Regions from separate parts of the Mus musculus genome. Here region 2 is linked to region 1. The links are chromatin contacts, found by Hi-C or POLR2A ChIA-PET in ENCODE. All regions are on one chromosome and are shown on one strand. Each heading gives the region's core, a stretch centred on a gene start or an enhancer-like site at or near the end of the contact. The rest is flanking DNA. Distances are from core to core; before and after follow the strand shown.

What was found. A loop is a pair of places that touch in the nucleus more often than their neighbours do. ChIA-PET counts read pairs that join two places held with the same protein, here RNA polymerase II (POLR2A).
Region 2: a map of left cerebral cortex shows a loop between it and region 1 (2.9-fold over the local background). The contact joins the enhancer-like site here to the promoter of Scg2 in region 1. A Hi-C loop is called at or near these places in 1 of 37 maps with a recorded cell type or tissue (left cerebral cortex). POLR2A ChIA-PET finds 5 or more read pairs at or near these places in 1 of 5 experiments (Patski).

What each region holds. Positions count from the first base shown.
Region 1 is chr1:79,438,028-79,442,034 of GRCm38, reverse strand. Scg2 (secretogranin II) reads left to right here and starts at 2,009. Exons shown (of 2, transcript NM_009129.3): 1 at 2,009-2,079.
Region 2 is chr1:78,535,720-78,539,726 of GRCm38, reverse strand. Mogat1 (monoacylglycerol O-acyltransferase 1) reads right to left here. Exons shown (of 7, transcript NM_026713.3): 7 at 1,554-1,783. The coding sequence ends at 1,629. Among named protein-coding and RNA genes, the nearest start is that of Mogat1, 27 kb to the right of the region's middle. Within about 2 kb of position 1,885, at least 3 of the 3 ENCODE cell types and tissues checked have a DNase peak (open chromatin) inside an H3K27ac peak, as active enhancers do; they include left cerebral cortex, where a contact is called at or near this core.

The DNA.
Region 1 (4,007 bases), core at 760-3,259:
TTTTAGCATGTTTACTTTTTTGTTTTTTATTAGATATTTTCTTCATTTACATTTCAAATGCTATCCCAAAAGTCCCCTATACCCCCCCTCCCACCCTGCTTCCCAATCTACCCACTCTCACTTCCTGGCCCTGGCATTTCCCTGTACTGGGGCATATAATCTTCCCAAGACCAAGGGCCTCTCCTCCCATTGATGGCGGACTAGGTCATCCTCTGCTACATATGCAACTAGAGACACAGCTCTGGGGGGGGGGGTTGTGTGTGTTACTGGTTAGTTCATATTGTTGCTCCTCCTATAGGGTTGCAGACCCCTTTAGCTCCTTGGGTACTTTCTCTAGCTCTTTCATTAGGGGCCCTGTGTTCCATCTAATAGCTGACTGTGAGCATCCACTTCTGTGCTTGCCAGGCACTGGCATAGCCTCACAAGAGACAGCTATATCAGGGTCTTGTCAGCAAAATCTTTCTGGCATATGCAATAGTGTCTGGGTTTGGTGGTTGTATATGGGCTGGATCCCCGGGTGGGGCAGTCTCTGGATGGTCTTTCCTTCCGTCTTAGCTCCAAACTTTGTCTCTGTAACTCCTTCCATGGGTACTTTGTTTCCCATTCTAAGAAGGAGCAAAGTATCCACACTTCCTTCTTCTTCCTTCTTCTTGAGTTTTGCAAATGCCACAAAACTTTCAAAGCCTTCTGAATAGCCTTCTCTTTAGTGCTTTCCAATGTATATTAAAATAATCTATCTTTCATCCCCATTGATTAAAGCCTTCTTAAAGCCAGAAAACTATATTCATTTTTTTCTTTTCCCAGTAGTTCACAAACTATCTGGCACCTCATAAGCATCATAACTCAGTTGGTGGGTAGATAAAATTGGAATGTGATTGTTCAGTCAGCAGAGACTTTTAGAGGACCTCATACAACAAGATTCTCTCAGTTCTCAGAAATATATTTCAGTATATACAGGGTTAGAGGACTCACATCTTTAATAAAATAAAGTTAAAAATTTAGACCTGTATAAATTATTAAGGTACCTAATCAAGTTCCACGGCAAAGTACAGCCATGGTTATGAATTATAAATCCAAGAAGCGGTGGGTTAACTCTGACATTGTTCCTTGGATGGTTCTCATTCATTGAAGTTAGTCACCTCAACTTACTCAACCAAAACCTAGAAGTATTTCTGTGGTACTATGTTCTCTTGATGCCAAGAGGGCTCTAGGCATATGAAAATCTCTCAATCTCTCTCCCTCTCTCTCCCCCTTCCACCCCCACTCTCTCTCTTCTAGCAGTAATCCCTCCCTTCCTGGTAGGCAGTATGTTTTTTGGAGCACAGTTTCTTAGCTATCTCTTGCAACACCTGATTTTGCTGAAGATTTGAATGGCCTCATATAGAAGTATCAACAACTTGAGCGTCTGTGAACTCTCATTTTGAACACTGTGCTGAAAGAATTGGAGTTGATTCTCATTAAAAAAAAAATTAAGCATCTCACCTTTTTTGCTCAAACTAAACAGTTTTAAAACAGTTCTGCCTGGAGTCATGATATGAAATACGATCTATCATATTTGCAATGTTCTGTTCAATTGTGGCTGCACCAGGAAATGAGAACGTATTTCTTTATAGGCACAAATAAAAAGATAGTCATTATCTGTAAAATTCTTATGACATGGCAGCAAGCCCAAGAAACCTTTCTAAACAAGGCGTGAAAACGCAGAGATGTCCTTGCAATTAGTCATGTCTATCTGACAGATTTCTTCCTTTCTAAGGGAATTTGTGCTGAACATTTTATTTCGAGCCTCAGAGATAAAAGAAGGGGGAAGAAGCTGTAGTTTTTGCTACATAAGACAGGTGGCGTAAGCATGCAACGCTTTAAAAAAATATCTAAAGTGATTGTTTTCTCTCGGATTCTTTGAAAAAGCTCGCCTGCGCTGGGGTTTGAGGCTGAGCCGGTGACGTCAGCGTGGAATGCGGAGTCAGGCGCCCAGGCTCTCTATAAGCCGAGGAGCTGTCCGGTGCTGAAACGGCCCGAGCCCTCACTCAGCGGCAGAGAGGAGCATGCTTGGAGCCTTCCACATAATATAAGACAGAGGTAAGACTGCTTTCTCTTCTATTTACTGGAAAGTTCTCATTTGAGTGTCCCTCCCTGTTTTCCCAGATGAGAGGAAAAAGACCGTTGGCAAGCTTATATTGATAGAATAACCGGACAACCTGCTGCTTTTTAGGCAAGGATACTCTATACGTGTGTGCCGAAATGAGGGGCTCTGTGATTTACAGGACTTGTCAGAGAATATGCATTAACTATAATGTTACTGAGTAAAACTGTATGCAAGGAGAGCAGAAAAGTTGAGAATTTTAACGTCAACATGCCGATTAATGTAAAGTTAACCAAACCTTATGTTTTGATTCTTTCTCTAATGTGTTCTTTTTCTCCCAAGAGTCAGATATAGAACCAAAAATATAATTTTATATGCTTAATAATCTTAACAGACAGTTTAAAAGGATTCAAATGTCATCAATCATATGAGTCACAGAGGCAAAAAATTTAGATTTGTTTTCTTTCTTTGATATTCACCTTAAGGGAACTCTGAATTAATTATTAATTATTTTATGAACTGGTATATTCCAGAAGGGCTTATGTTATTATGTGCTAATTTTAGTCTTGAGAAAGCAGCTTAGAATAATTTTGAACATTGACATTTTCCCCTTTTCAAAGATGAACTATCACTTTGTGGGAAAGGTTCATGTTACTAGGAATCACAGAGAAATGATAACTTTGAATCCAGGGAAGAAAATATATAGATCGGTATGGACTGTGATTGTAATTTTTATGCGTTGGTTGGAAAAGCTGATATGTTACTTGCTGAAGAGGTTGATTGAAGCAAATTTATTTTTGTTTATCCTAACTAGGTGGGTTGTTTGAATCAGATTTACTCACATGTGTTGATGGTTCAGTGTCAATGTTCCAGCTGATTTCATAGGAAAGATGTTTTTTACTGTAAGGGGCATCAATAATAGCTGTCTGAGGAGACACAATGTTCCTACCATTTAGACTTCAGAAAATTAAATTTTAAATCAAACACTGTGTAAGGTGTTAGAACTATTAAAGCCATCTTCACTGCTTGCAAGAGCAGCTCCTAGAGAAATGAAGTCCTTTGAGTGTTAGAAGCAATAACGGTGTCATCTAAAGTAAACCAGAGTCAGCGACGAGTCGGCCATGCATGTTAGGCTGTGGTTCAAACTGCAATGTGCATTCTTTCTCTAATTCTACAGAAAAACCTCCCTTCAAAGTAGTGGGTTCTCAGATAATCACGTAATCCATATGCTAAGATGTGTTAAGAGTATGTCAAGATAATGATCTTAAAGCAAATGCACTCAATATGGCTTTCAAGATAACATTTAACATGACAGTAGTGAAAGCTGATTGCCAAAGCTAAATCAATCCTGAAGTAATATGAAATATATTATATACATATAGAACCCTTTTTATTTAAACTTCATTATATCACTCACAAGTTTATGGGTACAGTTTCTTGAAGAAAGCATTTGTTTATTTTGGAAATGTTCTGTGTATGCTTAAATAGCCTACTTGGTGGTAATCTTAATCAGCCTATGTATGTAAGCAAAGGAAGTTTCTATACCTACAACCTATTGACAGTTCTAAAAAAATTATAGCATTCATTATCAGCAAGATCTGTTAAGCAATATCTAGATGCTTAATCTAACAGGAAATCATTTTCACATAACTTTGCTTATTTGCCACAAACCAGGATGTATCGAAGACATGAATAAACTTATAGATTTATTTACATGCATTTGTTTACAAAAGAAATTTCAAGGATTGAAATAGCTTCTCCAATTATCAGCAATGCCAAGCAGGAAGTGTACAAGTGATTCCTCTTACTAATCCATCTGTGAGATTTTAAAAATATTGGAGAAAAAAATGAATGAAGGTTTTTTTACCTTTTTTTCTTTTCTTTTCTTTTTTAAGTAGGAAGAATTCAACACATCGTCTGTGTT
Region 2 (4,007 bases), core at 636-3,135, 900 kb after region 1:
GTGTAGTATGTATGCATGCACACACATATGCATGGGGACATATGTGCATGGCTATGGCACGCACAACGAAGCCAGAGGACACTCTCTGCTGTCCTTCCACAGGGGCTGTCTGCCATCTTTTCTGAGTCAAGGTCTCTCACTGGGTTGCCCTGCCAGTGAGTTCCTGTGGTCCACTTTCCTTGATCTCCTCAGGGGTCGGATTCCAGGGACACAGCACAGTGCCTGGCGTTTCTGTATGTTCTAGTCACTGCAGCTCAAGTCCTTGTCCTCGAAAGCCTATCTCTCCAGCCCTGGCATGGCACTGAGCACATTCCAGGTTCTCTCCAGACTTTACACTTGAGAACTTGAAGCCTGTTAACAGGAGCGACCTGTGGTTGGATGGAGTTAATCACAAGCAGCTGTAGCGCAGAAGGTTTGGAAAGGTCCTTGGTTTTAGTGCCAGTCTCCCGCTCAGTGACTAAATAGCCAACACCTGACTAGCTTATGACAGTGTGTAGGATTGTCAATTATTGGTGTGGGCCAACTAGAGAGCAGGAAGTGTTCCCATTTCCTGTGGGTCCTGGCTTGTAACAGGTCCTATTACTATGGAATAGCTTTAGGAGAAGCTTCACATTATAGCAATGTTATTTGTTCCACCCACTGGGCAAGTACATATTTTATGCCCTGGGATCGCCCCAAGCTGTGCCAGGCACCAGGGAGAGACCAGCAAGCAGAGAAGCCCCGACTCTGTATTAAGTGAAAAGGCTCTTGGGGGAGAAGATTACAAGTGTTCCTGTTGCATACCACATCTCCAGCACCCTACAATGCATCCTAAAACAGGGCGATGCTATCTTCCAAAAAGACTTGCCTTGCCACTGCAAATACACCCATTTCTGAGTGTAAAGCGAAACGACTCTGGCCATTCCTATGGGATTCCAAGTGGCAGACTCATCCTGCTTCAAAAATGGCAAAACAATTCTGCACTGATTTAAGAAAAAAAATGCATTGATGTGACCTGAAAGACCTAGGTTACCCAGTATACAACTGACATGATTCGGTGACAAATGTTCTGTTTACGTAAGAGCCCTGTCTCTCCAGCTTTCTGTAAGCCAAGTTACACAGTCTCTAAATATCCAGCTGTGCCAAACAACAGCTGCCCTGCTCAGTGACGATACCACCCTAAGCCACAGAATTGCTCAGTTAGTGTCTAGAGGCGCTTTGAAGTTGGTATTTTGCTTTTGCTCTGAGCGCATGAGTAATTCTAAGACTTTTAGGAACCTGAAGAATGATATAGTCTCCCTAAATTCAGAAGATTTTTAAGTCTTAGTCATCTTCAATCCTGTGCTATAATCATCTAGTGTATTTTTATTTTCCACTGTTATGAACCAACCTTGGAGCCTTACCCATGGTAGGTAAGCATTGTACCACTTGGTCATAACCCCAGACCTCCATTTTCCTGTATTTTTATTTATCACAGTATAAAATAACAGCAGTGGTCTTCACCACTAATTCTTTTCAGCTGCAACTTGATTCTAGAGTCAAAACAAACAAACAAAAAACAAAAACAAAACAAAAACCAGAGAAATTATTTATTTATTTTCTCAACGATGCTTTCTTGCCTTCCTTTCTTATGCCTTGGAGGAAGGAGGTTATTTAAATACCAGAGTTTCGTGCTCCGGAATCCCATATTTCCCTTTGTGTTCATTGAACAGTTTCTTTAGCTCCTCTAGGTATGTCTGATGCAGCTCTTCAATCTGCTCTGAGGTCGGGTTCAGAGTCTGCTGAACAGGGATGGGGCGGCCAACTGTGGAAAACAGAGCACGTGTCATCCCTGAGGACAGCCACCACTCCACCCGCAGCCTGGGTCTCCCGTGGGCAGCTGAGCGCTGGGCTGCCAATCGGCTTCCCTCCAGCCCGCTGGCTCCAGTCCTCTCCTCAGCTCACTGGCTGCCTACCTCAGTCACACCATCCCACTCGACAACAAATAAAGAGTTTCCCTTCTCAGCAGACACTGAGCTGTCATTCTGTGGTTTGACTTCTGAGTCAAATGCGCTGCTGTGCCGACTGCAGCTGTGCGCAGAGTAGGCGTTGCTGCGAGCCACGTCACTCTCATTCTCCCCTGGGCACAGCTGACAAGCAAGACCACAGGGTTCTTATTGTGACTGACTGTGAAATGTTCAGGTCACGTGACATCCTCTATTATGACTTTTTAAAAAATATCTTTCAGAACAATTGAAAATGTCACTTACTTACAGCGAAGTCTCTGTGCGAGAAAGTCATCTAGTCACAAAACTGAAAGCAACCACAGCTCATTAGGAAAACAGTTACATAGGCTGAGCTACATTCCAGTTATTCACCGGAATCTTAGGCAGCTATCTTTTTTAAAAAAAGAAATAACAAATAACGTGGCACACACAGTGCCTAAAATGTCTAAGAAAAGTTGCAAAATGAAGTGTGATCCCATCTATAAAAAAATAAATTTCTAGGTGCACCAATATTTTCAGTGTACAAGAAAAACCTGGCAAGATCAACATTTTCCTTTGGGGATTGGGTCAGGGGTGGGGAACAGCACATTTATTTTACCTGTATCGTATGAATGTTCCCCCCCCCCAAAAGTATCTGTTTCATCTGTATAATTACAAAAATACCTATTGGTTGTAAATAAATCTGGCGGCTTCTGTACATATTTTAAAAGACGTTTACATAACAATCTCAGAATTTGGAAATTCAGAAATACAAGTCTTTGACGGCCTGTATACACTGCACCCCCTGCTGGCCTGGTGTTGCTATGCGCCCAAGGCCAGGATGAGCCGGGTGGTTAACTTCAAACCTTGAAGCAAACTACTCCTTCTGAAGTCATTCGCTTGGGCATGAGGACTGTGAGCGCCGCTGTAGGGGGGTGGGGGTGGGGGGATGCAGTACGCAAAGGGGAGTCGGGTGGGGGTGGGTTCCTTTGTCTTTCTTCAAGCTACATACAGAGCGAACCTGTGCCAGTAATGGAAGGTGGTTATTTTTTAAAAACCTAAGCAATCGTGAAGGAATAAAGAGGCAGCAAGTGATAAAGACCATGAATATGGGAGTTGAGAGGCACAGAAGGAAGGACTGACACTCCCTAATTGCTGAGTGTTTCACTAGACCGAGCCTCCAAACACTCGAGGGCAGTTTCCTTCGATCTTTACGAAGTCTGATTTATGCACAGTAGACACCAGTCCTTTGACACACATTAGAGAGAACTGGAGGAAACAAGCCAGTGCTGGCACATACCTGTAGTTTCAGCACTCAGGAGGTGAAGGCAGGAAGGCTGGGAGTTCCCGGGCAACCTTGGCTACATAGTGAGCAGGCTGGACCCATCTTAGTTTTCTCTCTGCCCTAAAGTTTCCTGGGCAAGGGATGGGAGAATACAACTTGTTCTATAAAGCTTCCTCGCAGTTGTGACCTTTGAGGAAGGAAATCTGAGAAATCTGTACACAGACGGACCAGTAAACTTGTAGTCTTTTAGAAATAGCTGTAGTTTTTAGTGAGACTACCTCAGGGAGAGAGGTCAACGGGACGGTGAAGTGGGGACTGTGGAGAGAGGCATTGCTGTCTAAGGCAGAGTAAAAACAGCTTACTGTTATAGGAATTGTGACCTCTCAACCTCTCAATTAGGGCTTCTTTCCCTAGGAAGGACACCACAGCTAACTAAGTCCCTTCTTATTAAGTTCCGTTATATTTCAGCAGCTTCTCCCAGGAGCTCAAATCTACCCCTTTCGACTGAAGTAATCATAAGATGTTCTCCTTGTAAGATGAGCATAGCCCTTCCTGCTTTCCTCTGAGATGTTAAAAGTTCCAAATCACAGGAACTTAATATTTAAGCCTAGCATCCCTTCCTCCAGTTCCTAAGCTGTCCCCTAACTGGATTAGAAGGTTAGAAAAGCTCAATGCTTTTTAGGGATAAGCTAGAGGTAATAAAGGGACAATTTGATCATCATCGAGACCATACTTAGACTACAAAACTCAAGGAAGCTCATCTAGCGGCTGTGAGGGGA